Regions from separate parts of the Homo sapiens genome. Here all the other regions are linked to region 6. The links are chromatin loops, found by intact Hi-C in ENCODE. Cell type or tissue: PC-9. All regions are shown on one strand. Links, peaks and the distances in the headings refer to the core of each region. The heading gives the core; the rest is flanking DNA. Region 1 overlaps ERRFI1-DT (ERRFI1 divergent transcript). Region 2 overlaps ERRFI1 (ERBB receptor feedback inhibitor 1). Region 3 has its middle 3.8 kb from the start of SLC45A1. Region 4 has its middle 26 kb from the start of LINC01714. Region 5 has its middle 7.1 kb from the start of LINC01714. Region 6 holds the start of LINC03154 (long intergenic non-protein coding RNA 3154).

The links. Hi-C counts contacts between places; a loop is a spot of excess contacts. Peaks named below come from ENCODE experiments on the same cell type or tissue, not always from the same donor. Only the 100,000 strongest peaks of a DNase experiment are listed, where the experiment ranks them.
Region 1: a loop joins it to region 6, with 6 times the contacts of the local background. A loop is called at or near these places in 3 of 110 quality-filtered maps.
Region 2: a loop joins it to region 6, with 5 times the contacts of the local background. A loop is called at or near these places in 7 of 110 quality-filtered maps.
Region 3: it touches region 6 in a loop (10-fold over the local background); 13 of 110 quality-filtered maps call a loop at or near these places.
Region 4: it touches region 6 in a loop (5-fold over the local background); 6 of 110 quality-filtered maps call a loop at or near these places.
Region 5: a loop joins it to region 6, with 8 times the contacts of the local background. A loop is called at or near these places in 7 of 110 quality-filtered maps.

Annotation. Positions count from the first base shown.
Region 1 is chr1:8,094,571-8,099,661 of GRCh38, reverse strand. All of the region lies in intron 2 of ERRFI1-DT (ERRFI1 divergent transcript), which reads right to left. Among named protein-coding and RNA genes, the nearest start is that of ERRFI1-DT, 71 kb to the right of the region's middle. RefSeq lists enhancers at 2,367-2,416, 1,782-2,981, 3,994-5,091. In PC-9, for the core only: no CTCF peak of the experiment used is centred there; DNase peaks (open chromatin) are centred at 2,091 and 2,901; H3K4me3 peaks cover 1,696 bases; H3K27ac peaks cover 4,000 bases.
Region 2 is chr1:8,012,970-8,017,879 of GRCh38, reverse strand. ERRFI1 (ERBB receptor feedback inhibitor 1) reads left to right here. Exons shown (of 4, transcript NM_018948.4): 2 at 2,188-2,385; 3 at 2,496-2,572; 4 at 3,484-4,910. The coding sequence starts at 2,261. The coding sequence ends at 4,670. Among named protein-coding and RNA genes, the nearest start is that of ERRFI1, 11 kb to the left of the region's middle. In PC-9, for the core only: a CTCF peak has its summit at 2,669 (motif pointing left); a DNase peak (open chromatin) is centred at 2,749; H3K4me3 peaks cover 1,698 bases; H3K27ac peaks cover 3,856 bases.
Region 3 is chr1:8,311,724-8,316,814 of GRCh38, reverse strand. No RefSeq gene overlaps it. Among named protein-coding and RNA genes, the nearest start is that of SLC45A1, 3.8 kb to the left of the region's middle. RefSeq lists silencers at 2,301-2,350, 2,391-2,440. In PC-9, for the core only: a CTCF peak has its summit at 2,340 (motif pointing right); a DNase peak (open chromatin) is centred at 2,404; H3K27ac peaks cover 644 bases.
Region 4 is chr1:8,180,426-8,185,516 of GRCh38, reverse strand. No RefSeq gene overlaps it. Among named protein-coding and RNA genes, the nearest start is that of LINC01714, 26 kb to the left of the region's middle. In PC-9, for the core only: no CTCF peak of the experiment used is centred there; DNase peaks (open chromatin) are centred at 1,026 and 3,016; H3K4me3 peaks cover 835 bases; H3K27ac peaks cover 4,000 bases.
Region 5 is chr1:8,199,013-8,204,103 of GRCh38, reverse strand. No RefSeq gene overlaps it. Among named protein-coding and RNA genes, the nearest start is that of LINC01714, 7.1 kb to the left of the region's middle. In PC-9, for the core only: no CTCF peak of the experiment used is centred there; DNase peaks (open chromatin) are centred at 1,773 and 2,593; H3K4me3 peaks cover 2,503 bases; H3K27ac peaks cover 4,000 bases.
Region 6 is chr1:8,256,845-8,261,935 of GRCh38, reverse strand. It overlaps LINC03154 (long intergenic non-protein coding RNA 3154), which reads right to left and starts at 2,565. Exons shown (of 2, transcript XR_007065454.1): 1 at 1,943-2,565. RefSeq lists a silencer at 1,953-2,247. In PC-9, for the core only: no CTCF peak of the experiment used is centred there; DNase peaks (open chromatin) are centred at 2,115, 2,785 and 4,115; H3K4me3 peaks cover 2,081 bases; H3K27ac peaks cover 3,794 bases.

The DNA of each region.
Region 1 (5,091 bases), core at 469-4,468, 160 kb after region 6:
TGTCTCAAAATAATAATAGTAACTAATAATAATTTCCTTAATAGATATAAGGCTACTAAGATTTTCTATTTCTTCTCAAATCAGTTTTAGTAATTTTTATCTTTCAAAGAAATTTTCTATTTCCTTTAAATTTTGAAATTTATTGGCATCAATTTATTCAAAATATCCCCTTATAATCTGTTTATGTCTGTAGGATCTATGGTGATGGCCTTTCATTCCTGATTTTGGTAATTTGTGTTTTTCCTCTTTTTTTTTTTCTTGATCAGTCTGGCTAGGGGGTATAACTTTTATTAATCTTTTCAAAGTACTAGCTATTGATTTTACTGATTTTTCTCTATTGTTTTATCATCTTCTCTTTCATTAGTTTTCACTCTTATCTTTATTTATGCTTATATTTGGTTTAATTTGCTCTTCTTTTTTTAGTCTCTTAAGGTAGGAGATTAGATCATTAATTTTAGACCTTTCTTTTTTTCCAATATATGTATTTAATGCTGCTATAAACTTTCCTCTAAGCACCACTTTAGCTGCATGTCACAAATTTAGATAAATTGTGTTTTCATTTTCATTCAGTTCAAATATTTTCTAATTTCCATTGTAATTTCTTCTTTGACTCATGAATTATTTAGAAATGTGTTGCTGGGCCGGGTGCAGTGGCTCATGCCTGTAATCCTAGCACTTTAGGAGGCTGAGGCTGGTGGATCACAAGGTCAGGAGTTCGAGACCAGCCTGGCCAATATGGTGAAACCCTGTCTGTACTAAAAATACCAAAAAAATTAGCCAGGCATGGTGGCACATGCCTGTAATCCCAGCTACTCTGGAGGCCGAGGCAGGAGAATTGCTTCAACCCAGGAGGTGGAGGTTTCAGTGAGCCAAGACCATGCCACTGCACTCCGGCCTGGGTGACAGAGAGAGACTCCATCTCAAAAAAAAAAAAAAAAAAAAGAAAAGAAAAGAACTGTGTTGCTTATTTTCCTAATTTGGGGGGATTTTTCAGAGATTTTTCTGTCCTTTGTTGTTGTTGTTTATTTGCTTAATTGTAGCTAAGTTCCAGATAGCAGGGAATTAGCAATAGTGACTGCAGTCCCTTGGCCAAAAGTTTCTCAGACACTTAAACTATTTACTTAGGTAACACATTTTTTTCATGGCTACTGCAAAGGTACATTTCAGACATATGTTTTGAATTAATTAAATCTCAAGATTAATGTTGAAATTTAATATTTAGTATTTTTACATTATATTAATGATTTTTAAGAACCATTGATTTTAAGTTAAACACTTGGGTTCTTGTGCTTTTTTAAATTTGCAGATTTCAGTTCTCATATTTAGATCATTAACTTTGAAACTAAAAATAAGATCTGAGTGGGTAAGCACAGAGGATTTTTAAGACGGTGAAACTATTCTGTATGATACTATAATGGTAGATAAGTGTTTTTATCCATTTGTCAAAATCCATAGAATGTACAACACCAAGAGTGAACTCTAATGTAAACTGTGGACTTCGGGTGATACTGATGTGCCAATGCGAGTTAATCAATTGCAGCAAATTTATCACTACGGTACAGCACACTGGCAGTGGGGAGTCTGTGCCTGCGTGGGCAGGGAGTATATGGGAACTCTCCATTCAATTTTGCTGTGAACCTAAAACTGCTCTAAAAAACAAAGCCTATTTTAAGAAGCAATAAGATCTCAGGCCTTTCAGAATGCCAGATTAATGTTTAAATGTTAAAAATGAAATACTCATTGCTGCTACTAAAATTACCTTAGTTTCTCTAATCCTCTAAGTTTTCAAGTGTGCCTTTTAAAAAAAACCCTTAAGCTTTAATAAGCTTTACCAGATGACAGTAAAATTACTTAGATTAAGCCTCCATGATTTTAGAAATGAAGCATTTTGAGGACTCAATCCAGTTCCTGGGAGATGAGTCAGCTAGTTAATTAATATGATCTTAAGGAAAAATGACCCGTCTTACTTCTCACTGACTGCATACCCTGCTGAGACTATATTAAGATTAGCATTACGAGTGCTGCACAGCTGCCTCTCCTATGAGTTCAACAGGAGCTTGGTAAATAATATCAGAACTGAGTCATTTATGGTTGAATGACACAGAATGAAAAATAAGTGCCTTTCAGGCAGTTCCTGTTGCCTAATATGGACTGAGAAGTAGACACTTTAACTAAAGAGCCCCACCTGTGCCCCAAATGAACCTTTCCCTATAAGGATGTTGATCTAATTTCCTGATCAAAAAAGGAATCCAAAAACGCTGTCAATGATCTGTCTGGGCCTGAACGAGGGCCTATTTTCTCTTCTCAAAGGCCTCGTGCATGGAAGTCTACCGAATTTCTTCCTTGAATAGTTGAGGGTGTTTTGTTGTAAAGATTTCCAGTTAAAGTGGCTCTTTCATCCTAGGGAGAGATCAGAATATCCAGCAGTCCTGCAGGTGGCTAGAGTTTATTGCATTGGGAAGCAGAAACAAGATAACTAAAAACAGAGAATCTGTATTTAAAACTTAGAAAACAGGACTGGTATTTTTATAAGATTTTTTTTTCATTACAACTATCCATTCTTCTGTGAATTAAAAGCCCAGGACACTGATGGCTCGTGGAATTGATGTCACTAGTCCCTAGGCCTTCTTACCTGATAGTAACAGTAAAATGGATATATAACATCGTTTTTCTTCATGGAGCAGAAAAAACTGAGGTTAAATGAAAGCTTTCAGGCGACTGAATTAAACTTGAAAAGCTATAAGGAAAGGGAGCCCTTTTCTAAGGAAGTGACAACAAATTCATAAACTGAATGACTCATAAACTGCTTTCAAATTGCAAAACTGATTATGAATCACTGAAGAAAAACGTAGTCTCACAAAATCTGGTTGTTTAGGAATCAAAAAAGGTAGCCTCTGCTGTTCATTGGCATATTGTCATTCACCATCCTGAAATAACCTTATGGTGAGTGATACTAAAATAGGTCAGTTTGTTAGAAATATTTGCTTAAAAGCCAGATTTGGCTCTAAATTTCTTTTGAATGAATCATAAGAATCTGGATGATAAAAAGAATTACGCTTAGAGAAATGTGCTAGAAACAGGCATTGGTTAAAGATATGGACGTTTCTTTTAGTAGAAACCTGTGTATTTCTGAATCCTTGAAAGAAGGATTGTGGTTGAATAACAATCTGATAAAGGATGAAGTGACCTTCACCATCCGGCCTGCCGATAAAGAGCGGGGAGATGTTCCAAAGTAATCCCACAAGGAGATTCATGATCTAAAAACCATTACCAATAGGTGGTATCTGTATTTCTCTGTTTAAGACTGGAAACTAACGGGTAACTCAAGAATGCTTCCAAGAAACGGTGGAGAATGTCCACTCAAAGATTTTAATCATTAACTTCAGAGCGACTCTAGGCTAACGCCCAGGTCCAGGAATAAGGGACAGAGGCCAATAGTAACACAGATTTTATATTTTTCAACTGGAAAGCTTGGAGATAGTACAGGTAGATACAAATAATATTGGAGTGTTGGAAATTTTCTTCATGTTCATGTAAGGATAGTTTTACTATCAGTTCTTAGGAAATTGGAATATAAATAAACAATAACAATTTATCTAGACCATGTAAACATTATGGATTTTTCAATTTGCCCTGAAAATCTCAGATTTGCTTGATAGATTTCATGTGGTAGCCTCATTAGACCCCAAAGTGGGAGTGGTGTATAAGAAGGGATTCTGAAACCTAAAGTCCTTCAGCGCTGAAGTCTATCTGGCAGGAGAATTTTAAGTTTCCTTGACTTCAGGGGTTAGGTAGGTTTTTTCCATAGGCATAGAGATGAGTCAATTTTAGGTGTTTTTTCCTCATGGGGCAGCTTTGATAGAGTGGAAGGCAGAGAATTTATGACTAGAAGACCTGGGGTTTTGATCCCTGTTCTGCCACTTACTAGTAGGAGGTTGGGGAGGTTATTTGACCTCTCCAAGACTCAGTTTCCTCATCTGTAAAATGGGGGTGATAAAACGATCTCACAAAGTTGTTGCGGTCACGGAATAAGGTAAGGTATGTGAGGGCATGTTATAGGAACCTCGTGAATGTTTAGCCGATATGAATCTTAGCAACTGGGAATCATTATTTTATGTTTCTAGTATCTGATAGTTAAAGTATTTTAAAAATCACAATTTTTTAGAGAAAATAAATAATTTCACCATTGTTACCAAGGATACTGGTCTCCAATACTGCATCTGTGAAGACTGCTTCCCACATCCACAAACAATGAAAAATCCTCATCTCCAGATCCTCCCATTTATCTTAGTAACTGTCTAATGTAAATCCAAAAGAGCAGAAACTATGTCTTCTTTGCACTTAAGACAATCTCCTCACCATAGTAAATACTCAACAAATACTTGAGACGTGTGTTTACAACAAGGCATTTTAAGGGATTCCAGTGTTTTTCTGCCTTCTTCACTTCGGCTCATTCCCTTGTGGAAAACATCGCTTGTGCTGACCAGAGGATGAGCTCTTGGCCCCTTCTGATTCACAGCCTTTTCCTGTGAACCACGGCTCTCAGCGCTAAAAGCAGGATGTCACGCTCATATTTGTTTTGCTTCTCCCCTCTCACCAGGAGTTTAAACCGACTTAGATTAAGAAACTCGAATCTCCGCCATGCTTTTTGATCTTTGGTTAAAGTTCAACGTGACAAGCACATTTGCTGCCCATGGGCACTTTGCCCTCTGATGTGGAGGAGCTCACCATGTCTCAGCAAGAAACACACAACACAACACACCTCACATTTGGGGATGGACGCGTCTCCCTAGGAGCCCTTGATGGCTCTGAAAGTTTGGTATCCAAACTTTTGGATTCCTTTCAAAGAAAAAAATCATCATGAAAGCTCTGCCAAGATTTGAAAAGTGAAGTGGATGGAGTGACTTCATCTTTGAATGCAAGAGGCAGATCACTGGGTGGAGTTAATAAGGGCAGAGGTGAGTCATGGAGTCCTGAGATGCAAATATAATTACAGCTCATTTAGAAATGAGCACGTATGTACATGACCTTTATTCTCCACCAAAGCTGCACGAGTGCTCACTTCCATGCTGACATGGACAGCCCGTGGAA
Region 2 (4,910 bases), core at 911-4,910, 240 kb after region 6:
TTCTGCAGAGGCGATAGTTACACAATCATTCTGTTGAAAGCTAAGATTTAGATGGCATTAGGAGGCTGACACACAGTAATTACTAGTAGTACTTGTTGGCTTGCAGACAGGTGGGGGTTGGGCCTGCAGAATCCCCTGCAGCATTTTCCTGTAATCTGGATGAGCGATCTTCAAACGTGTGCTTTCAAACTACTTAAATACCATATTCTTCCTATCTTGCCTTTCATTTTTATATTACCACAGATACTTTCCTCATAGTCTTGCCAGTGCTTGTAGAATGCTTAGAAAAAGCTTGATAAACCACTGGGCTAAGTACACAGAGGGAGAGGCTAGCAGTATTTTTAAATTGGTTTCTAAATTTTTTATAGCTTGATGGTAGATAACACATTTGCTTCATTGAAGTAATCTGAAAAACCAATCCTCAAAAGACCTCTCAATTAGAATTCTTAAATGACAATGTTTTCTTTATCATATATTTGAGAGATTGATTTAAAGAAAAATAATGCTTGACTATCTGAAATAATATTTTAACCCTATCATAAAATCTCTGCCTGGTAGAACAGCTGACTGTGGAAGGGTAAAATGCAGAGAACCAGTCATTGGATCTCCCTTCTCTACTTTGTTACTGAAATCTTGAACCTGTAGAACATTACTTATCACTGTGTTCCTTTCTAATGGGAAAATAATAATAAACACTTGCAGAGTATTTTTTAAAAGTTTTTAGCTTTAAAAAAAAAAACCCTGTGCCTTACACAATGTGTATATTGAGTTGATACTGATTATGATAATTAGATGGTATTATACAATCATTCATTCAGCAAACATTCACTTACTGAGCACCTACTAATGTTCCAGGTACTGATTGTTAAAAGGTGATTGAGACACAGCCTCTGTCCTGAGCTTAGTCTAGTAGGAGGTGACAGATTTGTAAATAATAGATTTGAAGTTGCTGAGCAAAAAAAAAAACAAAAAAAAAAACCTGTGTACCTCTCCCCCACAGCAAATGTGTCACATTTGCACAGTGCCCAGCCTTTGCACAGTGCCCAGCACTCAGCTGTGCAGATATTATTTGCACTGATCCCTTACTAATATTTAGTGAGAGAATGAGATCGTGTTAAAGAGTGTATATGTACGTGCCCCCAAAAGGGGTCAGTGTTACACAATAGTTGACAAATAATATCCTGGTGCCTAAGGAAAAAAACCTAAACTTATAAATAAACTTGGCTATCTGAAGACAGCAGAGATTGATGCTGACTAACACATAACGAATAATAAAAAAGGAAAGTGAAAAGGGGGCTATAGGGACTCCAGACCTGTAACATCTGACAAAGGGGATTGGCGGTCCTGAAGTTGAGGAACTACTAATTTAAGAAAAATGTACTTATTTTGTTATCCATGCCTTGCAGCTAAGCAAGATATGAGTTACTGGGTGTTTCACAAAGGAGGATGTAAAGAATGTACCTTTAACTTGTCTTTAAAAGGGAGGGAGGAAGCTGTCCCAGGCTTTTACTGAAGCCAGTAATCTTGCAGAACTTGATTTTTACAGGATAATGGAAATTAGTATCTTCATATATTACTGTTTGTTCCTTGAACAAGTAGTAACTGGAGAATTTGTCTCCCCATGGCCAACCCTGAAATACAAAATCCAGATAAATGCTAGACCCTGGGGTAGTCAGGTGCCAATACTGTAGAAACTCTTGCTTAGTTTCAGCATTGTGTTTTAGTGAGTATTAGTTCTACAGCATAAAATACAGTGGCTTCTGAAATTACTTTTTTAGCTTGGGAAAAATAAGCAGGATCCACTGGTGCTTCATGCCCAGTGCAGCCGTAACTTAGAAGGCTGGTTTAATAAGTCAGGGGAGGGTCTGTGTGCATTGCCAAGTGAGTGTGATTTGTTGTGCAACTCTCAGGCTGTGCAGTAGGAGGTCTGCTTTTGCTGGCAATAGATTATTTCTCATTTCACTAAAACATTTCATGTCTTTTGGATTAGCATTTACACAAAAAATCATTTTTAGTGTTTACATATAAGTACCCTCACGAGCTGTGAGAATTAAGTGAAAGTCTACAACTAATTTTTTCTATTCAGCATCCCCCAAATCCTCTGTTAGCTTTGCTGTAATTTAGACTGTCCTAATGGAGGTATTTCTGAATTGTTTTCTTTATTCTCTCATCTCTTCTACCTCCCAGGGAATGAAAGCTACTGGTTGATTTTAAAGTGCCTGGGCCTCACAGGTTTGGAGATGTCCCAGAATAAGGCACAATGTCAATAGCAGGAGTTGCTGCTCAGGAGATCAGAGTCCCATTAAAAACTGGATTTCTACATAATGGCCGAGCCATGGGGAATATGAGGAAGACCTACTGGAGCAGTCGCAGTGAGTTTAAAAAGTAAGTAGAGGATGTAATGCTGCTGTAATCTGGATAAATATGTGACACTAAAATGGGAGAGGCTGTGATTGCTCTTCGCTTATGACCAAAGTAGCTTCCTCTCCTTTCAGCAACTTTTTAAATATTGACCCGATAACCATGGCCTACAGTCTGAACTCTTCTGCTCAGGAGCGCCTAATACCACTTGGTATGTATTCTGAAAATCTGATCACAGTAAGCATTTGAGAAGAACAGTCTGGATTCGGGTTAGCTTGTCCTCCAGCATTATTTTTTAAATGAGGAAACCTGAACTATTTCCAACAACAGCCTGACCCCTAGTGGCAACAGATTCAGAAGATAACTGTGTTTTTCTCAAGCTATTGTACTCGACTGCCTTCATTCTGAGTCACTGATTGCTAAGTAGGACTGTTCATGGACGTGGGATCTTCTAAAATCAAGAATTAGTTCTCATTCCAGCTCTGATGCATACTTTACTTCATGAAACCTTAGGCGAGATTTCCCACCTTTCTTACTAGTATCGAATGCATGTTTGACAGTAATAGATGAAAATAGTATAAATGTTCCTCAAAACTTAAAAAATAGTATTTTTAATGTGAATATTCTGTTCCTTGGATCTTTGTCAAGAGCTGTGTGTGAACTGAACACATTGCAGGCAAGTCCATTCACTCACAATATTATGATGTGCCAGCAATAAGGACTTTGTCTTATCTCATTGGTACCCTACGTGCCTAGTATGGTCGCATGTCTTAAATGGCAAGGCTGGTACAGTATGGTATTCATGTAAATTATATGCTATTCATCTTCCGCGAATTTTACACACGTCACAAAACTTGCCTGTGATGTGTGGGTGTGCGCTGTGCACATGTCCAAGGGAGATAGAGGAGATAGTTTGTTCTTTGAACCACACCATGTGCGTTAAGAATCTTCTGCTCTCTAATTACACCTGTGGTGGTTGCATGGGTGTTCTCGGGGTGACAGCAGTCAAGTGTTTCACTCAGGAAGAAAGCTGTGGAAGCATAGGTAGCTGGGGTGCTCTCTCCCTCACACAGGTGGAGAGAGGATTGTTGATCTTTTATTAATATCTCTCGTTCATTCCAGGGCATGCTTCCAAATCTGCTCCGATGAATGGCCACTGCTTTGCAGAAAATGGTCCATCTCAAAAGTCCAGCTTGCCCCCTCTTCTTATTCCCCCAAGTGAAAACTTGGGACCACATGAAGAGGATCAAGTTGTATGTGGTTTTAAGAAACTCACAGTGAATGGGGTTTGTGCTTCCACCCCTCCACTGACACCCATAAAAAACTCCCCTTCCCTTTTCCCCTGTGCCCCTCTTTGTGAACGGGGTTCTAGGCCTCTTCCACCGTTGCCAATCTCTGAAGCCCTCTCTCTGGATGACACAGACTGTGAGGTGGAATTCCTAACTAGCTCAGATACAGACTTCCTTTTAGAAGACTCTACACTTTCTGATTTCAAATATGATGTTCCTGGCAGGCGAAGCTTCCGTGGGTGTGGACAAATCAACTATGCATATTTTGATACCCCAGCTGTTTCTGCAGCAGATCTCAGCTATGTGTCTGACCAAAATGGAGGTGTCCCAGATCCAAATCCTCCTCCACCTCAGACCCACCGAAGATTAAGAAGGTCTCATTCGGGACCAGCTGGCTCCTTTAACAAGCCAGCCATAAGGATATCCAACTGTTGTATACACAGAGCTTCTCCTAACTCCGATGAAGACAAACCTGAGGTTCCCCCCAGAGTTCCCATACCTCCTAGACCAGTAAAGCCAGATTATAGAAGATGGTCAGCAGAAGTTACTTCGAGCACCTATAGTGATGAAGACAGGCCTCCCAAAGTACCGCCAAGAGAACCTTTGTCACCGAGTAACTCGCGCACACCGAGTCCCAAAAGCCTTCCGTCTTACCTCAATGGGGTCATGCCCCCGACACAGAGCTTTGCCCCTGATCCCAAGTATGTCAGCAGCAAAGCACTGCAAAGACAGAACAGCGAAGGATCTGCCAGTAAGGTTCCTTGCATTCTGCCCATTATTGAAAATGGGAAGAAGGTTAGTTCAACACATTATTACCTACTACCTGAACGACCACCATACCTGGACAAATATGAAAAATTTTTTAGGGAAGCAGAAGAAACAAATGGAGGCGCCCAAATCCAGCCATTACCTGCTGACTGCGGTATATCTTCAGCCACAGAAAAGCCAGACTCAAAAACAAAAATGGATCTGGGTGGCCACGTGAAGCGTAAACATTTATCCTATGTGGTTTCTCCTTAGACCTTGGGGTCATGGTTCAGCAGAGGTTACATAGGAGCAAATGGTTCTCAATTTTCCAGTTTGATTGAAGTGCAGAGAAAAATCCCTTAGATTGCAAAATAAAATAGTTGAACTCTCTGTCTTCATGTGGAAGGTTTAGAGCAGTTGTGAGATGCTGTTATGCTGAGAAACCCTGACTTTGTTAGTGTTGGAAAAAAGTCTTACAAGTCTATAATTTAAAGATGTGATGGTGGGGAGGGG
Region 3 (5,091 bases), core at 648-4,647, 55 kb before region 6:
GTGGGGGCACGGGGCCCTGTGGAAGTTTACCGCGGCGGATTCCACCCCATTGGGAGGGTCGAGGGCTCCTCAAGGAGCCCTACCAGGCCAAGTAGAGAGAACAGCATGTCCCACACAGAGGGCTCAGAGAGCTCTGCACTGGCAGAGCTCCGGAGGGGAGAGGGCCTGGAGGCACACTGCAAAGGAAGTGGAGGGGGACAGGGATGCAGAGGCCTGGGAAGGAGGTGAGGGCTGGGGAGGTGGGACAGGCCCAGGTGTGGCCTCTTAGGCAGTTGCCAGTTTCTAAGAGCAAAGAGAAGCCTAGAAAGGTTTTATGTAGGGGAGTGGATGGCATGAATCCTATTCACAGTTAGCAAAGATCATAAAGCTCAGAGTGAAAACAGATTGGAGGGAACCAGGGGACCACATGGGCGTACCGGGTGGCACAGGTGGGAGAGTTGGGGGTGTTGGTAGAGGGAGAGAGGTGATGGACTGGCCGGGGACTTAGGACTCCATGATTGACTGAAGGTGGGGGGGTACAGGAACAGCGAGGGTGGTGCTAAGAAGTTTCTAGCTTGAGCGATGAGGGAAGAGAGTGGATTCATGGAGGCCAAAGCAGGTGTGTGCTGGAGTGAATGCCATAGGTTTGCTTTGGGATATGCTGAGCTTGAGGGCCTTCGCAGCCTCTAGGCCACCAGACACTTGGGTCTGGAGCTCAAAGATGCTCCTTTATGAGTCCCCTGCACATGGGAGCTAATTGCAGGTGAACTGTGGACCTCGCACTGCCAGGGAGAGGCGCAGGGCAGAGGGCCCCAGAGGACACCATGGGAATTTCAACAGATCCTGCCCAGGCTGAAGAGAAGGAGCCACTGGAGGGGGCTGGTTCTGGCTTCTTTTATCTCTATAACAGGGTAACAGCTTGAAAAAAATACCGATGTCCTTTTCTATTTTGCATGCAAGTGGCCTGCCATCAACTGATGAGCTTCAGCACCTCAGGGACTTAATGCAATAGAAGCTTACTTCCACATGAGGTTGGCAGAAGTGTGCCTGATGGGTGGGGACCTCTGTGAAGCCATTCAGGGATCCCGGTTGCCTCCATCTTGCTCTGCCCTGGTGCACTGAGGGAGGAGCCCAGGTGGTGCCTGCCCACGGGGCCAGGTGTGCAGGAGGCCCACGTTCCACTCGAATCCCATTGGCTAGGACCCTGCCACACAGCCACACCGGCCACACCCAACCCACAACAGGGCTGAGAGATGGGGCCCCTGTCCCCAGGAGAGGAGGAGATGGGGGTGGGGAGTTGCTGGCTTCAACTGCTTCTGTAACTTTTAGCTGCTTGCAGAGGGGAGAGAAGATGGGGAATGCTGAGAAAACTTAAAGATCATCTCGAGGTTCTGATGTTCACAACGGGATTTTGCAACAAGAGAAGAGGTTTGAAATCTAAGCATTGTTGAGAAAGAAAGGGATTTTGAAAATTCCTTTGACCTTTTTTAAACTTCCAAAGTGAGAACCTTCTAAGGCTAGAGCTTTTGCTTTTTAGCCCCTCCAAGTTCAGGGCAGAGAGCAGTGTTTCTCCCTGGGGGCAGACAAGATTTCTCCTGTCTCGACAATAGGTCTAGACTGGGGGCCAGAGTGGAAGGGGCTGACAGAACATGCAGGAAAGACAAGAGACGCTCGCCCTTCCGGTCCTGGGTGTGGGGGAAGGATGGCAGAGGGAGGAGGGAGAGTGAGGGGGAGGAAGGTGCTTGGGGTGCATCCCAGCTCCTTTCTCCCTGCGCCTCAGCCCTGTCGTGGCAGAGTTTGCTCTGGGCAGAGCCCCCGTACACCAACACAGCGGCCGCAGCCCGGCTGGGGGATCAGAACAGTGGGGGCTCTAATTTGCCCTGTGAGGCTCTTGTGGCTCCCATTCAGTGCCTGGATGCAGAGCTGAAGCTGCAATGGCCCCGTGGGGCTGGGACATGACGTGGGGTGGGGGGACCCTCAGCCTCACTGTGGGAAGGACAGTTGGGCCAGGTGGCTGGGTGGGGGGACTTTGGCAGAGAGACCTGGAGGGGTCTACGGGGCCAGCCAGGGCCCCAGGGAAGCAGGAGCCACACCAACTCCACGCCAGGATCTAAGGAAAACAGGGGACTGCTGCAGCCCTGCCACGTACACGGGGACCGGCAGGCAGCCAGGAGGACACAGGAGCCCCATCCACTGCCCCAGCCCAGAAAGGAACAGAGGATGGAGACAGGACATGCACAGTGTGAGCCTAGAGAGACCCAGTCGGACCCAGAATAATAGGCTCCAACAGTGCAGAGGAGAGCTGGTGTGAGGCGGTGGAAGCCTGCTCACCTGCCATCCCTGGGTGTCCACAAGGTGGTGGAAGAGTCCCACCTTTCCCGGGAGGCAGCAGGAAAACCTCGGAGCAGGAGGTGGGGAAAGGGAGAAGCTTTTCCTGACCTTGTAAAGATTCTTGGTTCTAAGGCTGGATTTTTCTTTCTACTTTGTGAACACACTTTTTCTGCAAAGCATGAAGCCAAGTGAATTTTTATGAATAACGTTATTTGTGATAACAGATCTCGTGCTAGTCACTGTGTTAAGGTGTTTCCGTATTTTAACCTCATGTAGTCATCATAGCTTCAGGAATGGGCATTATCTCCACCATTTCTTTTCTATCCAGAAGCCTGAGACTTGGATGGAGTGGGGTCATGACACAGGCAAGGTTGGAGCGGGAGAGCCTCCCAGGCCTTGTGGTCATTCCTCCATTCGTGCAGCGATTATTTATACAGCATCTACCGTCCTCTGGTGCGGGCGGGAGGTGGGATTCAGAGATGGCATCCGAATCCCCTTGGTCATGTTCTCAGTCCTCAGCCTCCTCAAGGGACTGTGCCGTCCCATTGTCTCTACCACCCCTGCCCATCCCATTCCCTGACTTACAACGTGGACAGCTTGTGGCTCCCAATTCAGATCTGAGCAGTGACAGACATGGGTGTGCGTGTGTACCTGTGTGTACAAAGTGTGTGCTGTGCAAACATAGAGAAAGGTGCATTCTCGGCCGGGCATGGTGGCTCACACCTGGAATCCCAGCACTTGGGGAGACTGAGTCAGACAGATGGCTCAAGCCTAGGAGTTCAAGACCAGCCTGGGCAACACAGTGAAAGCCTTTCTCTGCTAAAAATACAAAGAATTAGCCAGGCGTGGTGGCGTGCACCTGTAGGTAGTTCCAGCTACTTAGGGGGCTGAGGTGGGAAGATCACCTGAGCCGGGGAAGTCGAAGCTGCAGTGAGCTGAGACTGTGCCACTGCACTCCAGCCTGGGCAAGAGATCTTGTGAAAAAAAAAAAACAAAAAAACACGAAGTGCATTCTCTTATGTTATCTGGAGTTAATGAATTATTAGCGACCTGCAGTCAATATTGCTTCCCTCTCTTCAGATAGCCTCTGTGGCTCTGACATGATCTAGACTCATACACACACACAAGCATGCACACATATGTGCACACATGCTCTCAGATATGTGCACATACATGCACACATGTGCACACACACACACTCTCATACTCTCAGATATGTGCACACACACACACACACGCTATTCCTATTGCCACGCCTCCTCCTGATGGGAGCCCAGCAGCCACCCTGAAACTCTGAGTTAGAATCCAGACATTTTGTGTCCATATGAAGAAAGTCACAAAATTACAGTCCTGTAATGACAACACATTGCAAACTCCAGAGGACAGGGCCATCCAATTCTTTTTTGGCACCTCCTGCAACACCTGGCAGAGGCCGAGCACTGACACCCACATGCTTATTTACTGTACGTGGAGTAGGATCGGTTGAAGTTGCGCGATTTACCCGGGCACACACGGGCACACTGTGGGATAAAACAGATTGTCCTGGGCTGCCCTGGGCATGCCGGTGAAACTCCATTGAACCATTTCTGCAGGAAAATGAATTCTGATTTCCAAACGTATGTCCTTCTCATAACGTACTTGTGGAAGCAAACCCTGGACTTTAGGTCTTCTGGAAGAACTGGGGCAAGGGGGAATTAGAACCTACAGGGTCATGGTTGCCCTCTGAGCTGAGCCAGAGCATGAACCCAGGGTCTAGACGTTGGGCAATGCTGGAGCCAAAGGGTGTTGGGCCGCCGAGGTTCTAGAACTAAGGTGGTAGAATCCAGGCATGGTTGGCACCCAGGCAGCTGCAGCCTCCCTGTTCGTGGGCTGGGTAAAGCCTCATTGGGTCACACAGTTGCCAAATAAAATACAAATACCCAGTTAAATTTGAATTTCAGATAAACAGAGAGTAATTTTTATGCTCAGCATGTTCCAGGCAACATTTGGCATTCTGTATTCTGATTTGCTCCACTTGGCAACCTTATCGGGACAGCTCCAGGAACCAGGCAGAGGCAGCCACTAGAGAAGCCCAAGGTCCTCTGAGGCTCAGCCTGCTGCCCCATGCCTGAGAGCCCCCCCTCTGCTTCTATTTACAGTTCACCTGTGAGAACAGTCAACACCCAACATCCATAGAGAAGTCCCAGCCAACATCTGCTTGGGTCTGGAAAGAAGCAACTGCCAGACAATATGTGGCCGGGATCTTTAAAGTTCGAGTGGCTTTTGTGTTTTATCTGTTTGTTCAATTTATTAAAATTCTGAATCGACTAACCAGAACTTTCTAAACACTTAACTACTCATTATGCAACTAATAAAAGCATGAACATTTCAAATTATTTTAATCTTTGATCTTAACATCATGGATTATTAAACTTTTATATTATGAAATATGATGCAGAAAAGTGCACAAAACAAAACGAACACTCAATGATTTATCACACACGTGCAACCACCAGCCAGGCCTAGAATAAAATAGAATAGAATATCCCTAGAAGCCCTCTTCACACCATCCATAGTGCTAAGCCTTTCTCCTCTCAACCCCTGCCGAGAGCTCATCCCTATTCTGGCTTTTATGTTCATTGCTTTCTGGCTTTTTTCTACAGCATGTGTCTTAGTTTGGATTCCCCCAAAAGCTGTTAGTTTAGTGGGGAAGTGATCCCAGGAAGCAGAAAGAGAGTGAGACAGGGAAGAGGGAAAAGCTAATAAATTTATGAATGACCAAGTCTTCCATGTAAGTGACCG
Region 4 (5,091 bases), core at 675-4,674, 76 kb after region 6:
TCTTATGTAAGTACAAGTATGTAAATGTCCAATGCTGCTATTTTTAATTGGTATTAACTAGCTACCCGTGAAACTTAACTCATGACTTATTGCTTTTTTTTTTTTTTTTTGAGACTGGATCTTGCTCTGTTGCTCAGGCTAATGTGCAGTGGGTGATCATAGCTCACTGCAGCCTTGACCTCCTGTGCTCACGCGATCCTCCTGCCTCGTCCTCTGGAGTAGCTGGGACTACAGCCATGAACTACCGCCCCTGGTGAATTTCCTATTTTTATGCTATAGAAATGAGGTCTGATATGATTTGGCTGTGTCCCCACCCAAATCTCATCTTGAATGCTAGTTCCCATAATCCCCAAGTGCTGTGGAAGGGACCAGTTGGAGGTAATTTAATGATGGGGGTGGTTACCCTGACGCTGCTGTTCTCATGATAGTGAGTGAGTTCTCACGAGAGCTGATGGTTTTATAAGGGGCTTTTCCCTCTTTGCTCGGCACTTCTCCTTGCTGCTGCCACGTGAAGAAGGACGTGTTTGCTTCCCCTTCCACCATGATTGCAAGTTTCCTGAGGCCTCCTCAGCCATGCTGAACTGTGAGTCAATTAAACCCCTTTCCTTTATAAATTACCCAGTCTCAGGTATCTCTTTATTAGCAGTGTGAGAATGGACTAAGGCAAGGTCTCACTATATTGCCCAGGCTGGTCTCGAACTCTTGGCCTCAAGTGATCTTCCTGTCTCAGCCTCCTACAGTGCTGGGATTTCAGTTGTGAGCCACCATGTCTGGCCAGAAATTTTCATAAGAATATAAATAATAGAGTTAATCATGATTGGATATCATGCTTTATTTTATATACGAGTCTTTTAATTATCCAAGCACATTTTAAAAAAACTTTTAATTATGGAAATTGTCAAACATACACAAAAGTACAAAGATCAGCATCAGGAGCCCTGGTGTGCCCATCTCACCTTCCGTGCTGACCAATATTCTGCTTACTCATTCCACCAAGCACATTCAGTCCAAACCCCTAGAGCCACTTGTCATATGACAGGCAGGGCAGCACAAAGTCAGCCACTCCACAAAATCACCCATCTCAAGGTGTGGCAGCTTTTTACTCTAGCTGAGAGATGGACAAAGGGCGTAGGAACTTAGCCCCTAGTACAAATTTTACACAGAAGAATCTTTCACATGTTTAATTCAAATTGTATTTTAACTGTTGATATTAGGAGAGGCACAAATCACTTCAGTTGCTTTTGGTCTTAGTTGTGCTCACAGTGTTGAATACTTGTGCTGCCAACAGAGTCAGTAAAAGCTCGAAAACCTCTGAAGTCTAAAGCCCAAATTCAAACTCTTAACAAGGACCTTGTCTTGCCACATCAATACAGTCGACTGCCGAGACAGCCGCACCCTCAGGCCCAGAGAATCGGGCCTGGTAGTGCCCTCCGAGCTCTGTCATATCATGGCCTTCATAGAAAATGCAGTGTTTGGCTGGGCGTGATGGCTCACACCTGTAATCCTAGCACTTTGGGAGGCTGAGGCAGGTAGATCACCTGAGGTCAGGAGCTTGAGACCAGCCTGGACAACATGGCAAAACCCCATCTCTACTAAAAATACAAAAAATTAGCCAGGCATGGTGGTGGACACCTGTAATCCCCGCTACTTGGGAGGCTGAGGCAGGAGAATCACTTGAACCTGGGAGATGGAGGTTGCAGTGAGCCAAGATTGTACATTGCACTCCAGCCTGGGAGACAAGAGGGAAACTCTGTCTCAAAAAAAAAAAAAAGAAAAGAAAAGAAAATGCAATGTTTTGGGGGAGACACTCCTCTGGGGTAAGCAGATGAGGATGCTCACAGCCAGGTACCTGGGATCAGCACCTTTTTCATCCATTTGAAGCCCATATACCCTGCATGCTGGCTGAGAAGCCCTAGACTGAGATAGGTACTTTATATATACCAACTCCTTTCATCCTTACAACTACCCTACAATGAAGGCACCCTATATTCTCTCTTCATGATGGAGGACATTGAGGCACAGAGAAGTGAAGCAGTTTGCCCAAGATCACACAGCCAGAAAGGGTCAGTCATCTCTAGCCCAAGGTTCTGGGTACCTACCTCCCCACCATTAGCCTCTCTAATAAACCATTCCAGATTATCCCATGGTTTCCAACTTAGCCAAACCATACCATGCACTTATTTATTTATTTATTTGAGACGAAGTCTTGCTCTTGTCCCCCAAGCTGGAGTGCAATGGCACGATCTCGGCTCACTGCAACCTCTGCCTCCCAGGTTCAAGCGATTCTCCTGTCTCAGCCTCACGAGTAGCTGGGATTACAGGCGCCTGCCACCATGCCCGGCTAATTTTTGTATTTTTAGTAGAGACGGGGTTTCACCATGTTGGACAGGCTGGTCTCGAACTCCTGACCTCAGGTGATCCGCCCACCTCGGCCTCCCAAAGTACTGGGATTACAGGCGTGAGCCACTGAGCCCGGCCTTATACCATGCATTTAAAAACTCAAGTTCATGGCCTGGTTTCCCACATTGCGTATGCATTTTCACACTTCCTCTATCTAATCTTTCCTTTTTAGATTCCAAACTGCTAGAGAGCATGAACGAAACAAAATGCTGAGCGCAGAGTAAAATACCTTTGGCCAAATGACCAGTCACATCAAACCTGTTTGCCTCTATTCCCGTAGGCTCTCAGAATGTTTGAAGATGTTAAAAATGGGGGGAAAGCAGCGAGACCCTGTTTTATCAGCATATGATTGGTCCAAAAAGAAAAGAGGATACTGCTAAGTTTCTCATCTATACAGGATGCAGACATTGAATGCTTTCGCTTTCTTGTGCTTTTTTTTTACTCTCATATATTGGGAACGCCTTATTCTTTCTGGCCCTGTTTCATATCTGTGTTTCGATCTCTGTGAATTCTCAAGAATGCAGTGCTACTACATGAGTCACACTTGAACAACCCTAAAACAAATAAGTAAACAAAAAGCTTCAGAAAGCTCACACACTTGTTATTACCTGAAATTGATGTGGTTATAGACTGACATCCTACCAACCAACGCAGAATAGGCTGATGAAAAGAAGCATTCGTTGTTTGCAGAAGTTTCGCCAGCCAGAACACAACACAAAACTTTCTCTGGGTTGCAGTGAATCACCTAAGTCAGGAAACAAAGTGATTTTAACGAGTAATAGTCACAATGCCTTATCTTACTTGTAATATTTACAAAATGTTCTTGACATCACCAAGGCCGCAGCCCTAGAAAGAGGAGGGAGAGCGGACATGGGCACATTCATTCAGTCCCTGCTATGTGCCACGTGCTTCCATTCACATGGTAAAAAAATCTCAGGCCGGTGTGATTATTCTCAATTTCAAGATGGAGACACAGAGTCACTGAGATAAGGAATTTACTCCAAATCACGCAGCTAGAGAATGGGGCACTGGAGTCCATGCTTTCACTCCACCAGGCTGCCTCTTGGAGTTACCCAAGAAAAGCTTTGAGAAATCATGAGAATTCACTAATTTCCCAAAGATTTCATTTTACCCCTATACTTAGCCAGAAAATAACATTTTCTCAAGATCCAAAACTGTTAATTCTGTTGAAGAAGAGTCAAGGCAACCAACATATCTGAATTGCCACACTACGTGCTTTGATTCCTGGAAAAGATACATGATCTTGACGCTCATACTTTCCAGTATCCCCTACAGTGAGATGTTGGAAACTTACGTATCACAGTATTCATCGTCCCCCAAAATATAAATGGGTCAAACTCATTGAGTTAAAAAGCAGACATTATCATCCTTGGATAAACCCTGTTAGGGAGCCATCTAAAGCAAAAGGACATGGAAAAGTTGAAAGCAAAAGGTGGGGAAAAGACACCAAAAATATATTAAACAAAAGAGAACTGGCATAACTACATCAGTATGACACACACACAAGGACTCTAAGACAGAAAAGGTTCCTATATGAAAATGAAATTTTCGTGTCACCAAGAAGACATAATAATTCTAAATGTATATGCACCTAATAAAAATGTCTCACACCATATACATAAAAAAGTAATAGAGGTCGGGCACGGTGGCTCACACCTGTAATACTAGCACTTTGGGAGGCTGAGGCTGGCAGATCACCTGAGGTCAGGAGTTCGAGACCAGCCTGGCCAACATGGTGAAACCCCACCTCTACTAAAAATGCAAAAATTAGCCAAGTGTGGTGGTGCATGCCTGTAATCCCAGCTACCTGGGAGGCTGAGGCAGGAGAATTGCTGGAAGGTTCCAGCTGGCAAACTTTCACCTCACCAGGAGGTGGAGGCTGCGGTGAGCCGAGATCGTGCCACTGCACTCCAGCCTGGGCAACAGAGTGAGAATCTGTCTTAAAAAAAAAAAAAAAAAGTAATAGAAATGGACAAATCCACCAATTTTTTTTCTCAATAATCAGTAGGTCAAGCAGCAAAAAAGAATCAATAAATAGGCCGGGCACAGTGGCTCATGCCTGTAATCCCAGCACTTCGGGAGGCTGAGGCGGGTGGATCACCAGAGGTCAGGAGTTCAAGACCAGCCTGGCCAATAAGGTGAAACCCCATCTCTACTAAAAATACAAAAAAATTAGCCGAGTATAGTGGCAGGCACCTGTAATCCTGGCTACTCAGAAGGCTTAGATCATGCCATTGCACTCCAGCCTGGATGACAAGAGCAAGACTCCATCTCAAAAAAAAAAAAAAAGAATAAATAAATATATTTGAAAAATTTGATTAACTACTTTGATGTAATGAACATATGTAAAACTCTAAAAGCAATCATTAGAGAATATCCATTCTTCTTTTTTTTTTTTTTTGAGATGGAGTTTCGCTCTGTCGCCCAGGCTGGAGTGCCGTGGCACAATCTCGGCTCACTGCAACCTCCGCCTCCCGTGTTCCAGTGATTCTCCTGCCTCAGCCTTCCGAGTAGCTAGGATTACACATGCCCGCCACCATGCCTGGCTAATTTTTGTATTTTTAGTAGAGACGGGGTTTCACCATGTTAGCCAGGATGGTCTCGATCTCCTGACCTCGTGATCTGCCTGTCTCGGCCTCCCAAAGTCCTGGGATTATAATCATGAGCCAC
Region 5 (5,091 bases), core at 347-4,346, 57 kb after region 6:
TGGGAGGCAGAGGTTGCAGTGAGCCGAGATCACACCACTGCACTGTAGCCTGGGCAAGAGTGAGACCCTGTCTCAAAAAACTAAACAAAACAAAACAAAGAACAAAGAGTCACTGAGCTCAACCGAAGGGCAGTCCTGAACCTCTCTGATAGTCCTTGCACACGGTACCCTCCACAGGGCATGGTGGTACAGAAGAGCTTTCCTCCTTGCACTTTGTTGAACTGTCTCTTTTTGCAGGAGGCACCTGGCTCGCCCAGGTTCAGCCCCAGGGACTGAATGCCAACAGGCTGAGCTCAGGAAGGGACCTTCAGTCTGTGGCAAAGGTGGGAAGACAACCATGATTGATAGAGTCCAGCCGCGCGCACAGCGATTTCACATTATCGCATCGCCATCTTCACGGCAATCTTTGGAAGGAGGCATCTTCTTCCCATCCTCAACCAAGGCAAATGCAGCTGAGAAGCGTGAGCAGCTCCCCAGATGTATCCAGGCTTCAAGGCCAGATTCTGAGGGTCTAGGTCCTGCCCCTCCCCTGAGGTGGTATCAGAGAAACTGCAGTCCTGGGCAGGTGACCAAGGCAAGAACTCAGCCCAGGGAGAAATCTGGGACAGATTCCTGAAACTGGAGGAGAAGTCGGAGACTCACTTGAATGAACTAAGCAAAAAGCCAACTCGTAGACCTGGGGTGCAAGGGGGTGCGGAGCTAACTGCATGCTGAGCCCAGGAGTGGCGGGCCCCAAACTCCCTGGTTCCACCTGCGCCTGCGGCGGGACGGGATGTGTGCCAGGCACCCCCAGGCTTCCTTTCAGAGAGTTCAAGCCTAGCCTCTGTTACTCGTTGACTGATGTTCCCTGTCTAAAAGCCTTCTTGACTTCTAACCCCACATTTTGGGCTGAGTCAGCTGCCTTCTAAACTCCTTTTAGCACAGAACAGCTGGTCACTGTGCCCGGTCAGCTGATGAGAGGATCAACTTCACTGGTGGTCAAGGTAGGAGCAAGGCCACTAGGCCACCTGGGGCTGAGTCCTGCCTCCCTAGAATACCAGCCCTGTGACCTGGGCGGGTTACTAAACTTCTTTGTGCCTCAGTTTCCTCATCTGTAAGACGAGGGTAATAATAGGCAATAATAGTTCCTGTCTCATAGGGTTGTTTGTAGGTTAAATGTGTTAGTTCACGTAAAAGTACCTAAAACAGTGTCTGGCACAGAGGACACGCTCAAGAATGGCTATTTACCTTTCATCTCCGCACACACCTGTCAAAGCACAGGGCAGAGCACCCTTGACAGGACCTCACCAGGACCTTATGCAGGCAGGGGACACGCTGTCTTCTGAGTCAGGTCTTTCCATTTTTGGATGGCTCTGACTAAGAGAATTCCTCCTGTGTTCCGCCAAAATCCACCTCCCACTCATTGGTCCCAGCTCTGCCAGAAGGCAAATGTCAAAAAAATAATCTTGAAAGAGAAGACATAGAATGTAAATAATAACGATAGAATCGGGTTGAGGAATGGCAGCCACCCCTGCAGCAGCTCCTCTGACGGCTCTCAGCCCAGTGCCGAGCCCAGGCTGCAAAGACCTTTGAGTTCCATTTGAAAAATACCAAGCTCTTACTTCTCTGCTTCCTTTAGAAATGCATAAAACAGCTTCTCTCACCGTTCTTTTCATACATGCTGCCAGACTGGTATGAGATTGGGGGAAAAGTCACTCCGCTTGTGCAAAGGTGACCTCGCCTGGCTCACTACGTGCCATCCAGCCTGTAATCACTGCGCATGGAGGCGGGGTGGGGGGTGCTGGCCAGGCGCACATCCCGCCTCCTGTCTACAGAGCCTTTCTGACGTCACATGTAAATTCACAACCCGTGAGTCCCTTTCCTGCTGTCCCCGGCATGGTTATTCAACACTGGGGCATACTCTGTGTTATAAGAAAAATGCAGAGAACAAGATGGATTTGATAGCTTAGCTCTTTGAATATTTCAAGTCTATATCAATTAAAACTTAGGCCTCCTGCGTCAGCTGCTTGGGGCCAGGAAGGAGTGAATGGGTCCCACGGCACTCAGGTGCAAGAATTGTCGCATTATGCTTCTAAATCAAAGGTCATCTGGCTTTGGTGTCCTGCAGGACAAGGTGGGAGGCAATGTCAGCCACTATAAGGTAGCTTTGTCCCTCCAACTCTTCATCCGAGAGACTGGAACAGAGGAAGGGGTCTCGTTTCTAGGGTACAGCAGCCACCTCCCTTTCCCTGGCCTCTCAGCTGAGCACTGCGTCGTCGTGGGCCCTGGGGGTCCCAGAGCCTCTCCAGAGTTCTCCAAGGACTTGGCCCCAGAAGACCCAGACGTCCCCCTCAAAGTCAAGCAGGCTTACAAGTGTCTGCAGCCCTCACCCTTCCCAGCAAGGGTGCTATGTGCAGTGGGGCCCTCGTTCCTTTCCCGGTGTCCCCTCCCCAAACCCCTGAACACAAGCTCTCAGCCAGACCTGCCCTCTGCCACCTCGCCAGGGGCAGTCCCATTAATCTTCCGCCAGAGGCCTAAAATAAAAAAGCTTCTTACCTCCTGACCCCAAGGGGTATGCATAAGAAGCTGAGACCTTTCAAAATCACCTCTGAGGGAGAGGGAGGGATGGGGAGAGGAAAGGCTCTGCATTTCTCAGAGGCCTGGGCAGGGCAGGACCACAGGAAAGAAACAAACACCCAGGATTCTGCTCAGGGATTCTCTGTACCCTCATCCAGTGACTGCATTCCATTCAAATTAGCGAAGCCTGTCAAGACTCTCGGAAGTCCATGTTATTATTCCACCTTTGGGTCCCGGTGACAATCAAGATTACCCTGGGCCGGGCACAGTGGCTCATACCTGTAGTCTCAACACTTTAGGAGACTGAGGTAGGAGGATTGCTTGAGCTCAGGAGTTCAAGACCAGCCTGGGTAACATGGCAAAACTCCTATCTCTACTAAAGATGCAAAAAATGAGCCGGGTCAGGTGGTGCGCACCTGTGGTCCAAGCTACTCGGGAGGCTGAGATGGGAGGATCGCTTGAGCCTGGGAGGTGGAGGTTGCAGTGAGCAGAGATGGTGCCACTGCACTCCATTTGGGGCAACATACTGAGACCCCAACTCAGGAAAAAAAAAAAAAGTTTACCCTGAGCATAACTTCCAGGCAGGCTGGTTCCAGGGGATCGAGCGACATCCCATGAAGTCAGCACTCCTGACCCCGGGGGACAGCCAGGCCCATCACCCCCGACACTCCGTCCTCTGTAATATTGGGCCGAGGCAGGTCAGCCTCGGTTCCTCACAGCTCAGAAAGAAAAAACCAGTTTGGTTGACACATTTTGTGCTTCCTGCATTTTAAATGTTAGCTAGTGCCTATGTGACATCCTCCTCCCTGTCCTTCATTCCTTGACATCAGGCAACTGAAAGAACTGGAGTCCCCCACGGGCTCCCGATCACCAGGGTGGCCTGGCCTGTCCTCCAGGAACCCCTGTTGCCTGACTCTGCAAACCCCTACCTCCTGGGGCCTCTGGGCGCAGCAGGGTCATGCTCACCTTCCCGCTCCTCTGGCCCCTTTGCTCCAGGGCCCTTTCTCCTCCCCACTCCCCGCAGGCACACATCCAAAGGTTCTGACCTTGGCCCTCCTTCCCTGGGTCGTCACCGCTCTTAGTTTACTGAGGGCCTGAACTCCCTCCTAAATCAACAAGGGATGCTGACTTACCATGTGGAAGGCCATCCTGGGTACCCGACCCTCTCTCCACCACAGAGCCCTTTCCAACCTGTCCCAGCTGCATGTTCACCAAGCTCCTGCCGGGGACCCCTCCAGACACCCTCTCCATTCCCAAGTCACGGAAGGCTCCGGGGAGACGCAGGGCCCGGCCCTCCCACCATCATAGACTCAAGCTGCTGGTGTTGGCCAATCTTTTTATTCACCTTCCATTTTCCGCCTAGCAAAATCCCCCAGCTCCTATTATGGGTGGTCTTCTGCTTGGCTTCCGAGGCTGCTGCCCACTGTCTTCCCCAGAAAACTATGCACAGGACCCAGCAATGGAGCCCTCGTTCAGCATGGGCCCTGAGCCTGCTCCATTCAGCTCAACATATTGCTGCTTCTCCATTGTCTCTTCTAACTTCCAGTCTGGGGAAGGCCAAGATCACTTCCTCTCCCACAGGCTCTGCCCTCCACTTTCTCAGACCCTTTGCTTTTTTTTGTTGTTGTTTTTTTGAGACCAAGTTTCACTCTTGTTGCCCAGGCTGGAGTGCAATGGCACGATCTTGGCTCACTGCAACCTCCGCCTCCTGGGTTCAATCGATTCTCCTGCCTCAACCTCCCAAGTAGCTGGGATTTCAGGCATGTGCCACCCACACCCAGCTAATTTTGTATTTTTAGTAGAGGGGGAGTTTCACCATGTTGGTCAGGCTGGTCTCGAACTCCTGACCTCAGGTGATCCACCCGCCTCAGCCTCCCAAAGTACTGAGATTACAGGCGTGAGCCACCGTGCCCAGCCAGACCCTTTGCTTAATCTCAGCTCGGCCACTGATGACCTGTGTGGCCTCAGTCTCTTTGAGCCTGAGATTCCGCACCTGCAAAGGGGGAACATCCCACAATAAGGACAGAAATCATCACGCAAAGTGTGCAGCACTGAGCCTTGTGCAGAGAAGTGTTTAATCCATGGGAGCTGTCATGATGATTGTGATGGTGACGAACTTGCCCTGATAACCTGTGGATCAATCCAGAAGGTCTCTCCTTTCCCTCCGTGACATGGACACATGCAGGCAGGCAGAGTGTGGCTATGCCAGTCGTGGCACGGCCCGCACTCCAACACCTTTATATGCATGAGATCAAGTTGAGGTGCTTCCATCTCCTGCGGTTGAAAACGCGTTCTTCCTGTAATCCCAGCACTTTGGGAGGCCGAGGCGGGCGAATCATGAGGTCAGAAGATTGAGACCATCCTGGCTAACATGGTGAAATCCCGTCTCTACTAAAAATACAAAAAATTAGCTGGGCGTGGTGGCAGGCGCCTGTAGTCCCAGCTACTCGGGAGGCTGAGGCAGGAGAATGGCATGAAGCCAGGAGGTGGAGCTTGCAGTGAGCCGAGATCGTGCCACTACACTACACTACAGTC
Region 6 (5,091 bases), core at 780-4,779:
CATCCTGGCTAACATGGTGAAACCCCGTCTCTACGGAAAATACAAAAAAAATTAGCTGGGTGTGGTGGGGGCACCTGTAGTCCCAGCTACTCGGGAGGCTGAGGCAGGAGAATGGCGTGAACCCGGGAGGCGGAGCTTGCAGTGAGCCAAGATCGCGTCACTGCACTCCAGCCTGGGTGACTGAGCAAGACTCTGTCTCAAAAAAAAAAAAGGAAGAAAGGATGGCAGCCCAGAACAGTGGCTTACACCTGTAATCCCAACATTTTGGGAGGCTGAGGAGGGAGGATCTCTCAAGACTAAAAGTTCAAGACCAACCTGGGCAACATAGTGAGACCCTGTCTCTCAAAAAACAAAAACAAAAACAAACAAACCCTGGCATCCTGGCATGTGCCTGTGGTCCCAGCTACTCGGGAGGCTAAGGTAGGAGGATTGCTTGAGCCCAGGAGGTTAAGGCTACAATGAACTGAGATCATGCCACTGCACTTCAGCCTGTATGACAGAGCAACAAGACCCTGTCCTAAAACAAAGAAGAAGGAAGGAAGGAAGGAAGGAAGGAAGGAAGGAAGGAAGGAAGGAAAGAAAGAGAGAGAGAGAAAAAGAGAAAGCAGATGGCTCAGGGGAGAATACTAATTTCTGAATTCCTGTATGGATATTCTGTTCATTAAATAAATATTTATCAAACACCTACTTGGTCCACGCACATCTGGGTGCTGAAATTCAACCATGGACAAGACAAAACAAAACCTTGTCTTCATGGGATCACTGAATATTAATGTGAATTTGTTTACCAAATTTTGGAAAATTAATTGGAAGGATTATCTCATGAAGCTTGGAAGGATTACATTTAGAACAAATAAAAGAACCCGTGTGCAGCCCTAGGACTAGAGAGGTGCCCAGTGGATATTTGGAGATTTTATATAACAAAGATCAAAGTGTTGCCGGGCACAGTGGCTCACGCCTGTAATCCCAGCACTTTGGGAGGCCAAGGTGGGCGGATCGCCTGAGGTCAGGAGCTCATGCCTGTAATCCCAGCACTTTAGGAGGCCGAGGTGGGCGGATCACTTGAGGTCAGGAGTTCAAGACCAGTCTGGCCAACATGGTGAAACCCTGTCTCTACTAAAAATACAAAAAATTAGCTGGGCATGGTGATGGGCACCTATAATCCCAGCTACTCGGGAGGCTGAGGCAGGAGAATCGCTTGAACCTGGGAGACGGAGGTTGCAGTGAGCCGAGATCGCGCCGTTGCACTCCAGCTTGGGCAACAAGAGCAAAACTCTGTTTCAAAAAAAAAAAAAAGGAAGTGTTGATATTCTTAATATCCACTGTATACATGATATTAAAACTCCAATAGACTCTTTCCCTCCTTCTCACTACTACACGTGACTAGTCTTAATAATAATAAAATAGAAAAAGTGAGCAAAGAACAGCAGGCAGTTCAGAAAGGAGAGACGCAAATGAACAATCAAACTAAATGCAAAACTAAATGCAAATTAAATATATGCAAAACAAAATGCAAATTAAAATGTAACAATGCAGAGTTGCTAGTAAACTTCTAGGATTGGTAGCTCTACAAGTAGAAGAGGCTAAAACAAGAGATTTAAAATCTATTCTAATAAATCCATGCAAAGTACGTAATGATTGACTGGTGAGAACCAAGATACAAGGGATGTGATAACCAACCCTTGAAAACTAGTTTGGGGCCAGGCCTGGAGGCTCACACCTGTAATCTCAGAGCTTCGGGAGGCTGAGGCAGGAGGATCACTGGAGGCCAGTGGTTTGAGACCAGCCTGGGCAACATAGTGAGACACCCTACTGTATCAAAAATGAAAGAAAGGAAAGGAGGTGAGGAGAGGGAGAGAGGGAAGAAGGGAAGGAGGAAGGAAGGAAAGGAAAACTAGCTTGTTGACATAGTTTCCCTGCATGTTGGCCAGTGTCACCTAACCTGAGATTCCTGTTGCAAAGGTCCAGGTTGCAGATGGTTGCAGAGGTATCCATTCCTTGGGACCACTGCAGGGAGGCAGAAAATGCTGAGCTGAATTTTTGGCACTCCGCCGGCAGAGCTTTCTTATGTAACAAGCACCTGAGCTGGTGAGTATGAGACCTTGCGAAATAAAAGCTAAGAGTGGCCAAAATAAATATGTGGCCAGGTTAAAGAGCCAGCTTGGCCAACGTTTCTCTAACAGTCGCAATTTGTAAACACAGAAAAGAGGAATGAAATGAAAGGCCGTGTCTGTGCTACAAATCGCGTCTGTGATTATTGTTCCCCTGTGTCTCTGTAACTTTATTTTCACAATCAAAAGCTTGACAGGACATTCCATAAAGCCCAGTCAGAGCACTTGAAATGCGAACCCAAACAAGCCGAAGTCATGGGGAGAAATGCATCCTCCGTTTTCTTGTGAACGCAGCAGCTGTTTTCTCTTTCCTGTATTTGGATCTTTCTAGCAAACACCTAGAAGTCTCAGCCTCTCCAGAAATCAGGTGTTCCCAGACCAGGTGATCTATTTGTTTAGTATCCTGTGCCCTTATTCCCAGAAGAAAGGGAATGGGACAGAACACTCTGTCAAATAAACAATTGCCCAAGGTCTTGGGCAAGGGAAATTAGGACAGGAAGCAGACAGTGGACTCTTTGCCCCAGGTAACTGGCTGATAAGGTAAACAAGCCATGTACAATGAGTTCCTGTCCTCTGCATGATAAATATTTATGTGCTGAGCCCTGTGTTTGGAAGCACTAAACCATTTCTCAGTCTGAACATTGACCTTTGGATGCAAAACGCAGGGCTAATTTCCTAGGTGATGTAATTAATTTTTGTGGCTCAAAGCTGTACTGGGAACAAGAGAAATTGTTGTTTTCATGCTTGTTTAAAAAGTGATTCAGCAGTTGTGTGCAGCTTTCAGGTAACAGTGTCAACTTGCAATCTGAAACTTTGCTTTAGTCACACCTGGAATTCAATGATTTTGGAAGATTATGGTGTGTGAGTTCATCATAAACAAACACAAATTCTTCTGATCTTAGAAGTGATGAACTCAGTTTTGGGTTTACACATGGCTTTGAATTGTTTCTGAGGATACGGAGGAAATTATTTATTTTATTTTATTTTTTGAGACAGGATCTCCTCTACCGCCCAGGCTGGAGTGAAGTGGCTGATCTTGGCTCCCTGCAACCTCCGCCTCCCGGGCTCCAGGGATCTTCCCACCTCAGCCTCCTGAGTAGCTGGGACTACAGGAGGGTACCACCACCACGCCTGGCTAATTTTTTGTATTTTTAGTAGAGATGGGGTTTCGCCATGTTGCCCAGGCTGGTCTCAAACTCCTGGGCTCCAGCAATCCACTCACCTTGGCCTCCCAAAGTGCTGGGATTACAGGTGTGAGCCACCACGCCCAGCCAAGGACTTTATTTTTAAAATTTTGGTTTAGTATGGCCCCAAATCTCTGTGACCCTAAATGCGTTTCATTTTAGTGTTAATAAAACATGCAGGAAAACTGTTCTTTTACCGTGAGCCAAATTAACCCCACCCAAAACAAAAGTAAAAGGCAAATGACAGGCTGGGCGCGGTGGCTCACGCTTGTAATCCCAGCACTTTGGGAGGCCGAGGTGGGCAGATCATGAGGTCAGGAGATGGAGACCATCCTGGCTAACATGGTGAAACCCCGTCTCTACTAAAAATACAAAAAGTTAGCCGGGTGTGGTGGCCAGCGCCTGTAGTCCCAGCTACTCGGGAGGCTGAGACAGGAGAATGGCGTGAACCTGGGAGGCGGAGCTTGCAGTGAGCCGAGATTGCGCCACCGCACTCCAGCCTGGGCGACAGAGCGAGACTCCATCTCAAGAAAAAAAAAAAGGCAAATGACAAACCAGGGAAAATACATGCCACAAAACAGCAGACCCTCTTTCTAGGTGGCACAAGCTGGAAACCTGAGTCCATCCTTGTCACTTTCCTCTCCCTCATCCCCAGTGTCCAATGCTGTTCACCCCGAAATATCTCAAACCCGCACACTTGCCCCGTCTGCATTTCCTGATTCTCCTCTGCCTTCACCAGCTTTCTATTTCCACAGATGCCTCCAGGCACTAACTCACCAAGACCAATCGCAGGGTCTTCCCCCACAGTCGGGCCCTTCCATGAGTCATTTTTCATTCAATGGCACCCTCTCCAGCTAGCCAGGACCCAGGCTACCTCCTGGGCTCCACCCTCTCCCTCCTCTCCTGCCCCATCCTTTGCCAGGTCTTGTGAACTGTTCTTCCTGAAGACCTTGGATTCGCCCATCCCTGTCACTCTGTGGTCCCTGCCTCCACCCTTTCTCAGGACGTCATCACCTCCTACCTGGGCCACTGAAATAGCACCCCCATGATCTCTGGAATCCACTCTTCTGCCCCCATTCCATTGTCCACAACGAAGCCAGAGGGACTTTTCCCAACCACAAACCTGACGGAATCACCTTCTGGCTGAAAACCACCTGTCACTTCCCTTCACACTGAGGATAAGGTAAAGATCCTACCTGGCCTACAAGGGCCTGCAGGACCTAGCCCTTCAGCCAGCTTCATGATGGTTGCGGAAGTCCAGCCACATGACTGTCTGCCCTTTTCCCTCTTTAATTTACCTCTAAGGATTTATAGACATCTGAGACTAGCTGATTTATTTGCACACTTGTTTATCGTCCATCTCTCCTGTCCCTAAGGGGCAGGGGTCGGGTGTCTTGTTCACTGCTACCGCCCCAGCCCCTCAGAGTAAACCTCACACATCACAGGGTGCTCAATGAATATTTGTGGAGTTAATGAATGGATGAATGAATAAGCCAATTCAGGAGACCACCAGGGTGATGGGTGGTGCACTGATCTAAGAAAAAGTCAGAGCCTGATGCGGTGGCTCACACCTGAAATCCCAGCACTTTGGGAGGCCAAGGCGGGCGGATCATGAGGTCAGGAGTTTGAGACCAACCTGACCAACATGGTGAAACCCCGTATCTACTAAAAATAGAAAAATTAGCTGGGCATGGTGGTGCTTGCAGCTACTAGGGAGGCTGAGGCAGAAGAATCGCTTGAACCCGGGAGGCAGAGGTTGCAGTGAGCCAAGATCTTGCCACTGCACTCCAGCCTAG